Regions from separate parts of the Homo sapiens genome. Here all the other regions are linked to region 2. Evidence: chromatin contacts called from ENCODE Hi-C data. All regions are on one chromosome and are shown on one strand. Each heading gives the region's core, a stretch centred on a gene start or an enhancer-like site at or near the end of the contact. The rest is flanking DNA. Distances are from core to core; before and after follow the strand shown. Region 1 overlaps RRAS2 (RAS related 2). Region 2 overlaps PLEKHA7 (pleckstrin homology domain containing A7). Region 3 has its middle 75 kb from the start of NAV2-AS5. Region 4 holds the start of CYP2R1 (cytochrome P450 family 2 subfamily R member 1).

Region 1 (2,737 bases), core at 178-2,677, 2.6 Mb before region 2:
GTTTCCTGAGGAAGGCAGAGTGTTTAGGAAAGATAACCCAAACACGGACATTTTGTACATTCTTTCAGTCCCCACTTTGGACTATTGAAAAGTAAATATAAATCAGACTTTTACAAAACTTAAGTATTAAACTTCAAATTCCTTCAGGGAAACATATCTGTATACTTTGACTCACACTTACTGACTTGGCAACAATACAGCTATCATTTACTATGTGTCAGGCACTAAGTGCTTTACCATATTAATTCATTGAAACCTCACAGTCCATGAAGTAGGTGGTCTTATTATCGTCTCCATCATACAGGTGAGGAAAGACTTTAAGTAACTTGCCCAGTCACGAGGCTAGTAAGCATGGAGCAGAAATTGATTCCCAGCAGTCTGGCTCAATTCTGTGCCCCAAATTACATCATTACAATGAGAGCTACCTTCAGAAAACAAAAATAAATGTATTGCCCCTGCTTTCTCTAGATTCATGGAGTAACATGTCCAGATTTTCTCAAATCCATCTCCCCATACACCTCCGTCAATCCTGACATTTGGCAATAATGCCAAGCAGGAAAAGAAGCTTTTCCCAAGGTATGTGAGTAAAACCTGTACTACAATAAAAATTATATTAACTATTCAGGTTCCCTCTGTCTTTTTTTTTTTTTTTTTTTTTTTTGAGACGGAGTCTCGCTCTGTCGCCCAGGCCGGACTGCGGACTGCAGTGGCGCAATCTCGGCTCAGTGCAAGCTCCACTTCCCGGGTTCACGCCATTCTCCTGCCTCAGCCTCCCGAGTAGCTGGGACTACAGGCGCCCGCCACCGCGCCCGGCTAATTTTTTGTATTTTTAGTAGAGACGGGGTTTCACCTTGTTAGCCAGGATGGTCTCGATCTCCTGACCTCATGATCCACCCGCCTCAGCCTCCCAAAGTGCTGGGATTACAGGCGTGAGCCACCGCGCCCGGCCGGTTCCCTCTGTCTTCTAAGAGCACAGATAACTGCAAGTTTACCATACATGATGGAGAATTTCTGCTACTTCCCCTGTAAAATATTTTCAAAATATCTTACTCACTCAACTGATAAAAGGTGATAAACCTACCTAAAAGACTTTTGGTGAAGAGAAGTAAGTATCAGTTGTATTTTTCAGAGCGCAGAAAAGTTGTGTGATCAAAACAACAAAAATAAGATTATAATTCCAGTTTACTGATGGACTCGAAAAACATATACGTTATAAAACAACTAAACAACTCAACTGTAGCTATGTTACATGTTTAAAATGAACTAATCATTGTAAAAATGTTTAAAGAATGGGAATGATAGCAGAAGAAAAATGTCACCATGAGAGAGTATAAAGATGGGTTAAAGGTTTTCTTCCTGCAAAACTCAATTTGTTTATTAAGTTGTAGCACTGCCCACCCACCGCACCCCACAAAAAAAGCCACATTCATTTGAGGTCACTTTACCTCCTGCTATTTCCTTTGCAGTGAGTCTGCAAAGTTCTAATGCACGGTGCTGATTTTATTCATTGAACAGAAAGCAATTGAGTGAAACATACAAGCAACTAAACCTTTGGCATCCTGTGAAACCACAAGAGAGCAAGATATTTTTTCCCAGGTTCTAACATCTTTTTAAAGCTGTTTTTTCAAATAGCAGTATGCCTAGAATGACTGCATGCTTGTCTAGAGTCATGTGCTCAGTACCAAAAGCCAGATCAATTGACTCTGAGACGGGAAAGTAATCAAGACAAAAAATTTTAATGGATGTCTTAATTTAAGCAGCTCTCATTTACTTATTCTTTCATTTAGCTAATTTCAATCTATAAACAAAATAAAAGCAGTAGACAGTTTTTCCTATGGAAACTCATTAACACAGCTTTCAGAGTTAAGCTTCAGCTTAGCCCAGATTCCCCTTAATCAATTATTTGTTGCTTTTAGAAAAGGTTGTGCAAAAACATTAGCTAAAACTGGTTAAAATTAAAGCACAGGGAAAGAACTTTTCTGAAAGATATTAAACATACTATTAATTTATTTTAAATAGGATGGATTGGTAAAAATAAAAATATAAAAGAACTTAAGTCAAAATTCATTGTTTAAGAACCTAACAATCATAAAGTCATATAAAGTAGTATGCAGTAAAATGTGGGAAAACTATAAAAATGTTAATTTTTATAGTAACTTAACACAACAATTTAAAAAAATGGTTGCAAATGGCTGGGCATAGTGGCTCACGCCTATAATCCCAGCACTTTGGGAGGCTGAGGTGGGCTGATCTCCTGAGGTCAGGAGTTCGAGACCAGCCTGGCCAACATGGTAAACCCCGTCTCTACTAAAAATACAACAATTAGCTGGGTGTGGTGGCAGGCGCCTGTAATCCCAGCTACTTGGGAGGCTGAGGCAGGAGAATCACTTGAACCTGGGAGGCAGAGGTTGCAGTGAGCCGAGATCGGCCAGTGCACTCCACCCTAGACAACAGACCAAGACTCCATCTCAAAAAAAAAAAAAAGATTGCAAATAAGTAAACACACGACGCACGTCAATATTTTAAAATCTTATGTCTATACCATTCCTCCTTCCCCTAACATGACTAGTCAACAGCAAATTTTAGGTGTTCTCAATAAATTTCCCTTGGTGAAATGGTGGTGGGACAGGGAAGGGAACTAACTCTACAAGGATGGCACGAAAGTCCCTCATTCTTTATACTCACTTAAAAGAATGATCAAAAATTGTCAAAACTTCTGAAGTTCTTGTATAGGGGT
Region 2 (2,789 bases), core at 4-2,503:
TTAGTAGAGACAGGGTTTCACCCCATGTTGGCCAGGCTGGTCTCGAACTCCTGACCTCAGGTGATCCGCCTGCCTCGACCTCCCGAAGTGCTGGGATTACAGGCATGAGCCACTGCACCCAGCCATGATGTTCTTTTTGTATGACCCAATGGGATACATATTTTATGAAACATTTTTGGTTCCCTACTTATAAAAAATAATATATACTCCTTAGAGAAAAATGGAAAAAAGCTGTCTAGGAAAGCAGAGAGCTGAAGAAAAAATAAATCAGCTCTAGGCTCACCAGCCAGACAATAGGCTGAGAGCTCAATATTTAATTTTGTGCTAAATTAAATCCATTTTTTCACTTTACTATAGTGAAGACAAACTAATATAAGCCAAAAGTTTGAGAAAACTGCATGGGGGTTTATCCTTTCTCCTCTAAATTCCACCACTAGCAACTCATTTATTTAGGTAAGCATTATCCTTCCCAATATGTCTTTTCTCTTTTTTCGGGGGTGGGAAGGAACAGCTTTATTGAGATAGAATTCACATGTCAAACAATTCACTTAAAGTGTACAGTGTAGCTGGGCATGGTGGCTCACGCCTGTAATCCCAGCATTTTGGGAGGCCAAGGCCGGAAGATAGCTTGAGCTCATGAGTTCAAGCCCAGCCTGGACAACATAGCAAAACCCCATCTCTACAAAAAATACAAAAAAATTAGCTGGGTATGGTGGTGCACGCCTATAGTCTCAGCTACTCAAGAGGCTGAGGTGGGAGGATGGTTTGACCCAGGAGGTGGAGGTTGCAGTGAGTGGAAATCACACAGTGCACTCCGGCCTAGGCAGAAGAGCCAGACCTTGTCTCAAAATATAATAAAAATAAAGTATACAATGCAATGGCTTTTAGTATACTGAGAGTTATACGATCATCACCCCAATCAAATTTAAAACATTTCATTGCCCTAAATGGAAGTCCCATACTCTCTAGCGATCACCCCAGCTCCAGCCCTAGGCAGCCATAAATCCACTTTCTATCTCTCTGGATTTCCCTATTCTGGACATTCCATATAAATAGGCTTAGACACTAGGTCATCTTTTGTGACTGGCATCTTTCATTTAGCATAATGTTTACAAGGTTCATTGTTGCGTTCTTGTTGTAGCATGTACCAGTACTTCATTCCTTCCTATGGCCAGATAATATTCCATTATATAGACACACCACATTTTATTTATCCACCCATCAGTTGACGGACTTTGGGTTTTCACTTTGAGGATATTATGAATCATGTAGCTATGAATTGCGTACAAGTTTTTGTGTAGGTGGACATGGTTTCACTTCTCTTGGGTATATACCTAGGAATGGAATTCATGACTCATATGGTAACTTTACGTTTAACCTTTTGAGAACGTGCAGCTGGCTTCCAAGGTGGCTCCACCATTTTACACTTCTACCAGCAGTGCATCAGTGTTCCCACTTCTCTACGCCCTCACCAGCACTTCTAAAGTATCTGTCCTTTTTAATATAAACATCCTAGGGTGTGTAAAGTAGTATTTCATTACGGTTTTGTTTTGCATTTCCTTGATGGCTAATGATGCTGAGCATCTTTTCATTTGCTTATTGGTCATTTGTGTATCTTCTTTGGCCCAGCTTGTCTTTTAAACTGCAAGTACCTCTGGACAGAGACACTCCCTGAATTCAAATGTTACTTATTAGCTGAATTATCCTAGGCAAGTCATTTAACTTTTATTAGCTTCAGGTTCCTTCTCTGCAATGTAGAGATAATATTAACTACCCAACAGATGTGAGGATTGAAATAACACAGGTAAAGGACTTAGCAGACAGCTGGGCACACAATAAACAGTCAGCAAGTGACAGTTATTATTAACAACACCCTTATTCACACTTTACAATCCATAAATGCTTTGAAACAGCTCTTCCCATAAGGAGAGAGCCTAAGATCTGGGACAGAGAAGTTGGGAGCAAAGGGCAAGGGGAGCTCAAAAGAGTTGAATTAAAAGGAAAATGAAAACAATTACTTATGGGCCATTTTCACAGTCTTGTTTTAGTTATCATTGCCAAAGGTCAGCCTAGAGCCTACTCCTGCACCCTTCCAATCATGATGTAAACACCTAGTTCACTGTATTAAATCCATTTCTGTTTAGAAAAGCGAGAATAACTTCTCACTACTGCTACTGAACCCTGACTGAACAGGAAGGAAGGAAGGTCTTAGTCACAGCTCTATAATTACAGCCATGCACACGGCCTGGCATATAACATTAGGTGATCAGTAGCTGAAGTGAACCAAATGGAATCAATGAGTACATTAATGAATGGAATGAATAAATGGGCAAACAGAGCATGTTTGGGATGTTTGCTCAGTTAGGTGAATGAGGATCCCCTCATCCAGAGGGTCCCAGGGAAGGCTGAGATCAGTTCCCAGGACTGGCAGCCAAGGTTCTCATTGACCATCCATAACCCATCACCATTGCACAGACGCCTACATTAGAATATCTTTCATTTTTTTGTTGCCAACACTCAGGGATTATGGATTGTAGAGAATGCTGTTTTCCTGTATTTCTTAAAGTCATGAGAAGGTGAAAAGGCCTCCACTGTGCTTCTTGGCATATAAATAACTCACAGCATAAAGAAAGGGGAGTCAATGGTTCCAAATTCAAAATAAAGATAGGCTCTTCTCACAACGTCCAAATTACAGAGTCCTCCAGGCAGAAATAGAGACATCTTTCAAAGAAATTCTATTTGCCCATTCAATTCCAAAAGACATAATCAAACTAAGAAAACTCTTCCAT
Region 3 (2,803 bases), core at 218-2,717, 2.5 Mb after region 2:
CGTTTAACGACTGCTGAAGCTGGAAGTGTGACAGGGCACTGCAGTGTACCCATCTTAGTGTGCCGCAGGAGGAGGTCCTGGGGGTGGGCAAGCATGCTATGCTGAGAAATGAGACCAACCACTGAGCACAGAAGCCACAAAAAGACCCTGCCTCCATGGTTTTCAAATTTTATTTCTGTTTCAGAAAATATTGTTCCAAGAAACTCTTACCTGGAATTCTGTTGCACTAGAACAGTTTTTCTGGCCAAAGTGAGGTTGGGGCTGGGTGCTGACCCCATCCTTCTTGGTCTCCTTCCTCTCCTTGTGGTTCTGATAGGGCTGTAAGGAACCTTTGGAATTTACAGAGCAGAGAGTAACAAACAAACAAACAAATGCCTGGTGTCGGAAGATAGAATTTAGATTAAGAGCAAATTTGCAGGACTGGGACCTTCTGTAGAGTCTATCAAGATGAAATATAGTAAGCCAAGATTTGCACATATAGGTGCAAGGTAGAGAGTGCTGGCTTAGCAGCAGCTAGGAAAAACACAGCTTTTGGATTTTGCCATAACACACATCACATTTTCCAACATACATCATAGTGTGATCTGGTTGTCGAAAGTATTGATAAGACTGGGTGCGGTGGCTCATGCCTGTAATCCCAGCACTTTGGGAGGCCAAGGCTGGCCGATCACCTGAGGTCAGGAGTTCGAGACCAGCCTGGCCAACAGGATGAAACCCTGTCTGTATTAAAAATACAAAAATTAGCTGTGTGTGGTGGCACAGGCCTGTAATCCCAGCTACTTGGGAAGCTGAGGCAAGAGAATCACTTGAACCCGGGAAGTGGATGTTGCAGTGAGCTGAGATTGCACCACTGCACTCCAGCCTGGGCAACAAGAGCAAAACTCCGACCAAAAAAAAAAAAAAAAAGCATTGATAAGCTTGAATTCACATTCTGTGAATGTGATGAAAACCCAGAATCCTTCTGTAGAAATTGCCACTTTCCTCTCCTGTGGCCCACCCCTGTCATCATTGTTAATTGATGTTTATTGATTAGGGGAGAGCATTTGAACTAACCCATAGGCTGATCAGCAGCTGCTAGGACAAACTGCAGCTAAAACATTTCATGACTGAGTTGGTGGTGATTAAGGGAAAAGATCATATTCTCTCCCTGTGGAAGTGTTGAATTTAAGTCATAGAGAGTATGTTGGGAAAAAAACCACAAATGGCACACTCACAAGAAGGCAGGCAGAAGCCAAAAGGCGTCATGGACAGTGAGGAGGTGAAAGCCAGGATGAAGCAGCCACTGAGAAGACATGGAGCATGGAGAGCGAGGCAGTGGGGGAGTGGGTGGTATGGAGAGCAGCAGAAGTCAACCAGGAAGGAGCTGGGGCCCCCAAGGTACAGCTAGGGTGTCCCTGTAGTGGAGACTGCACTGAATTCTAGATTTCCCTGCAGGTTTCAAAGCATGTTCCAGTACTAATCCATTCCAGGGTTTCTGTGAGGCCCAGGTTCTTGTGTTCTTTACCCTCATTTGAATCTCCCCAATAACTCTTACCGCAGCTGAGGAGAGCTGCTGCTGTCCTCTGAGGCAATTCTTACTTTTCAAAATGCCTCAAACCCAAACACAAGAGTCCAGCTCACCCAGAACCACAGTGTCCTGAAGGCACTGATGTTAACCCCATTCCTTTCCATATTGCTCAAACTGTGGCCAGCTCCTGTCACTTCAGTTTTCACTGGACATTGACAAGCTGGAGTATGTTCTGAGGAAGAGTCCTGGGAGTTATGCTGTATAGAGGACTTTGGGGCAGAGACAAGGAAAAGATAAGAGTTCAGACTTCAATTCTGTCTTCAAATGCCTGAAGGGTCAATATGTAGAGATGGCACTATATTTTGAGAGGATGCCTCTAAAGGGCAGATACAGGACTGAAAAATGGAATGTTTGTGGAGGTCAGTTTCAGCTTTCTAACTGGAAGTACTCTTTAACACTAGAATGTGTTACTTCATTAAGTGGTGAGCTCCCCATCAAAGAGGGCAAGCAGAACAGGATGCTCTACCTGGAATTCTCTAGAGGAAATTTCTGCATTTGATGGGGCACCAACAAGGTAAAGCCCAAGGTGCCCCGCAAGCATGAGATCCTTGGCTTTATTTTGTGCCTTTTAATAGCAAACAGATATCTGGTCCTGCTGACCTGCCTAAAAGGAGGAAATGAAACTTGTTGACTATTGCTTTTTAGGACTGAATTTGGAAGGAGGCAAAAACAAATCTATTTTCAGAGCAGCAAATGCCAGCACAATTTACATCAAAACCCCCATCTGCTCAACTGAAAGGCGGTGGTATGGACCAAGCATTTTGTGAGCCAGCAACAGGCTTGCTTGTTGAAGAATGTTAGCTCCATGGGGAGTCTCTGATTAGGCCCCTGAAGCTAACTGGGGCCTTTATATTAACTTCTTGCAGTTGTGACCACTGTTGGCAAATTGTATTTCCCCCAATTCAAAGGCAGATCATTGCTTTTCAAAAGATCTCACATCCAATTGAATGTTTAAAGTATTATATGCACAAATAAAATCTGTATTAGAGAAAAGTCTCAAAAAATAGAAATGTATTAGAGTAAATAATGCTGGCTGCTGTAAGAGATGAGCCTCAAAATCGCAATGGCTTAACACTTCAGCATCTGGCCAATAGGCAAAGGAAGAGAGAGCAAGAAGTATCATGCAGGAAGTGTAGGTGCCAGGCTTGGAAGTAATGACTATTTTGCACACACTCCATTGGTGCAAACAAATCACATGGCCTCTGTTGGATGAAAGGAGAGTGGAAAATGAGCCAA
Region 4 (3,091 bases), core at 470-2,969, 2.0 Mb before region 2:
TCTATTCTAGAAACCTAGACCAATTCTTTTTTTTTTTTTTTTTTTTTTTTTTTGAGACGGAGTCTGGCTCTGTTGCCCAGGCTGGAGTGCAGTGGCGCGATCTCGGCTCACTGAAAGCTCCGCCTCCCGGGTTCACGCCATTCTCCTGCCTCAGCCTCCCGAATAGCTGGGACTACAGGTGCCCGCCACCACGCCCGGCTAATTTTTTGTATTCTTTTAGTAGAGATGGGGTTTCACCGTGTTAGCCACGACGGTCTCGATCTCCTGATTTCGTGATCCGCCCGCCTCGGCCTCCTAAAGTGCTGGGATTATAGGCGTGAGCCACCGCGCCCGGGCACCTAGACCAATCCTTGTAAAAATTGGTTTAAGTAAGGATTTAAGGTCAAACCTGAAATACCACAGTTGCCAAACATCCCTGTACTTTTCCTTCAAAACACTGACCACAGCCTGTGGCCGATAATGAGATTAGTTTTCTCTCTCCCACTCATCTGCCAACTCCTTAAAAGGCTGTATCTGCCTTCTTCACCGCTAGCGTCAGGCCTGTAGTTGCATATAAATAAGTGTAATTCAAAACAAAACAGGTGAGCTCTGTCCCAGGACCCGTGGAAACTCCTGCCCCCTCCGGACGTCGGGACACCCACACACAAGCGGTGGTCGCCTTTTCCGCTGCCAGTCACAGGGCATTTCCGTGCTGCTTTCCCCTCCGCAGAATGAGGAGGAGCGAAGTACCGACCTCACCGGCTGGTTATGAGTTTTAAATGAGTCACCAAGTTGGCAGTGACAGTGGCACACAGAAGGCGCCTTTTAAGTATCTGCTAAGGTGCCGTTCCCAGCCAGTCAGAACGGCATTACCATCTGCGCTGTAGGACCCCCGCAGCGGATTTTAGTCATCAATTCATTCACGCGTTCACAATCGTTTCCCAGGGCCCGCTTCTCAGTCAGGGGCGTTCCCCTGCATTCTCCATTCTCACAGCAAACGCCTACACCAGTCGTTCGTCGACTGCAGACACCGAAGAACCTGCTATTAACCATCTAGAACTCAGAACGCCTTGATTTTCCGACAAGCCGCGTGCAGCTTCCACAGAGCTGCGAGGCCGACTCGCAAGACGCCCGCACCTGAGGGCATGCGTCCACCCTGGACCTGAAGTGGCGGCGCGGCTGGCGAGCCAAACGGCGCAGGCGCAGGAGCAAGAGCTCGAGCGGTAGCGGGAAAATCAGGACTGGATCGCCTCGGAGCCTCGGCCCGGAGTGGGTCACCGGCAGGGGCGGGGCTCCCCCTGCAAGGGGGCACGGCGTCGAGGACTTCTCCCTTCCAGACCCGGGAAGCGGGTGTCCCTCAAAGGGCAGCCGGCACACGGAGAGGTCCCGACTAGTCGGCCCAGGGGCGGCCATAAGTCCAACCAGGAAGGCCCTGGCCAGCCCGGGCCAGCCTGGCGGCCCTCCCTGCCCGGGGCCCGTCGGGGCTGTACCTCTCCGTACACCTGGCTCTGCTTTCTCATGTAGACATGGGGAAGCTCGGATGAGGCTGCCAGGGAATAGATGTTGCCGATAAATGGCAGCCCCGGCGGCCCCGGGGGGAAGCCCATCGGCCGCCTCTGCTTCAGCAGCTGGCGGACCCCTAGCGCGAAGAGCAGCAGGAAGAGCGCGCCGCCGAGCGCCGCCGCGCCCTCTTCAGCTCTCCAAAGCTTCCACATCGGCCCGAGCTGGAGGTGCGAACTCCACAGCAGCCCTGAGACCCAGGCACTCCCTCCAGCCCTGCCATACTCCCATTGGCAGGATACCCTCAGGTCCCGCCCTAGCTCCGTGGCCATTGGCTGACTGAGTGAGCGCTCAGGCCCCTTCGGGACAACTACCTTCTAGTTTTGCGCGGCTGAGAGTGGACTTTGCGGAGCGGGTGGCCGGTGCTACCCTTTGGAGGTGGCGCGGCTCTAGGCGGAGCAATGAGCCAGGAGTCCGTTTTCTAGAATGTTGACACAAGGGCATTGACGAGGTGTCAGGACGGCCTCACTCACTGGGCTAGGCGGATCCTGCCTCTCTGGGGCCAGACCTTTCTTAAAGTGTCTTTTTAAGTACCAGGTCTGCTTATTTCATTTCACACTAGGAAAACTGGAGAGATGATCAACACTGCAGTCTTTAGCTGAACCTGATACTTTTCAGAATTTCCAGTAGAAAATTGACCCATCAGTAGTAAAAGAAAGTAATTTTACTGTTTTGTCCTGTTTTACTATTTTTCTCCTGTTAATGTATTTTTGTGTGTGATCTTTTAATAATTGTGATGATTGAGCAGTTTATGTGATTAACTCAGTTTACCTATATTTGACCCCTCTCTGGTCTTTCCAAACTGATTACTTATTGGCAATCACGGGACTCTTGTCTGCACTTGTTCACGGAGAGTATTTACTATTCAAGATTTCTGCCTCCACTGCCTGGAATTAAGCAACTGATTTCATATTATTCTTGCTAATTGTTTTTATTCCTGTTTTCTATTGGGCAGTTCCTTGCAATACAGGACTTACTGGGTTTGGGACTCTTCTAACAGCTGCCCTCTAATTGTGATTTAGCAGTGGCATGAGTTTTATGGTCCTCATTAGCTTACGACTCATTCACACAACAAATATTTATTGAATGTCTACTATGTTCCCATGTCCTAAGCAATGGAGATACATAGGTGAATAAGAGCAACAAAGTCCTTTCTATAACTTACATTCTTATGAGAGGGAAGAGCAATGACATGGAAATACAATAATTTTCAATAATCAGAAGCAAACAAAAAGTGCGTTATAGAAAACGCCTGGTGGTTGGGGAGATACTTTAGCAGGCAAGGGCTGTCAAGGAAAGTCTTATTAGGAAGATGACATTGGAGCTGAGATCAACTGCTAAAGAAGTGTATTTGTTTCCTACTACTGTTGTAATAAATTACCACCAATCTGATGGCTTAAAACCACACAAATTTATTTTCTTACAATTCTTGAGGTGAGAAGTCCAAAATGAGTCTTCCAGGGCTGACAGAGAGGTGTTAGTGGGGCTTCATTCTTTCTAGAGACTGTAGGAGAGATTCTATTTCCTTGTCTTTTTCAGCTTCTAGAGGCTG

Evidence for each region. Hi-C counts contacts between places; a loop is a spot of excess contacts on that map. Pooled maps may share reads with other maps.
Region 1: a map with no recorded cell type shows a loop between it and region 2 (7-fold over the local background). The contact joins two enhancer-like sites. A Hi-C loop is called at or near these places in 3 of 37 single-sample maps with no recorded cell type and 3 of 50 pooled maps.
Region 3: a pooled map shows a loop between it and region 2 (5-fold over the local background). The contact joins two enhancer-like sites. A Hi-C loop is called at or near these places in 1 of 168 maps with a recorded cell type or tissue (transverse colon), 3 of 37 single-sample maps with no recorded cell type and 4 of 50 pooled maps.
Region 4: a loop to region 2 is called in a pooled map, with 8 times the contacts of the local background. The contact joins the promoter of CYP2R1 here to the enhancer-like site in region 2. A Hi-C loop is called at or near these places in 2 of 37 single-sample maps with no recorded cell type and 6 of 50 pooled maps.

The regions. Positions count from the first base shown.
Region 1 is chr11:14,318,709-14,321,445 of GRCh38, forward strand. The region is part of intron 1 of RRAS2 (RAS related 2); the gene reads right to left. Among named protein-coding and RNA genes, the nearest start is that of RRAS2, 39 kb to the right of the region's middle. Within about 2 kb of position 1,428, at least 2 of the 41 ENCODE cell types and tissues checked have a DNase peak (open chromatin) inside an H3K27ac peak, as active enhancers do.
Region 2 is chr11:16,901,023-16,903,811 of GRCh38, forward strand. All of the region lies in intron 3 of PLEKHA7 (pleckstrin homology domain containing A7), which reads right to left. Among named protein-coding and RNA genes, the nearest start is that of SNORD147, 24 kb to the right of the region's middle. Within about 2 kb of position 1,254, at least 7 of the 41 ENCODE cell types and tissues checked have a DNase peak (open chromatin) inside an H3K27ac peak, as active enhancers do.
Region 3 is chr11:19,431,309-19,434,111 of GRCh38, forward strand. It overlaps a transcript of NAV2 not described here. Among named protein-coding and RNA genes, the nearest start is that of NAV2-AS5, 75 kb to the right of the region's middle. RefSeq lists a silencer at 1,080-1,280. Within about 2 kb of position 1,468, at least 5 of the 41 ENCODE cell types and tissues checked have a DNase peak (open chromatin) inside an H3K27ac peak, as active enhancers do.
Region 4 is chr11:14,890,512-14,893,602 of GRCh38, forward strand. It overlaps CYP2R1 (cytochrome P450 family 2 subfamily R member 1), which reads right to left and starts at 1,720. Exons shown (of 5, transcript NM_024514.5): 1 at 1,470-1,720. The coding sequence starts at 1,694. It also overlaps a transcript of PDE3B not described here. RefSeq lists a silencer at 1,228-1,467.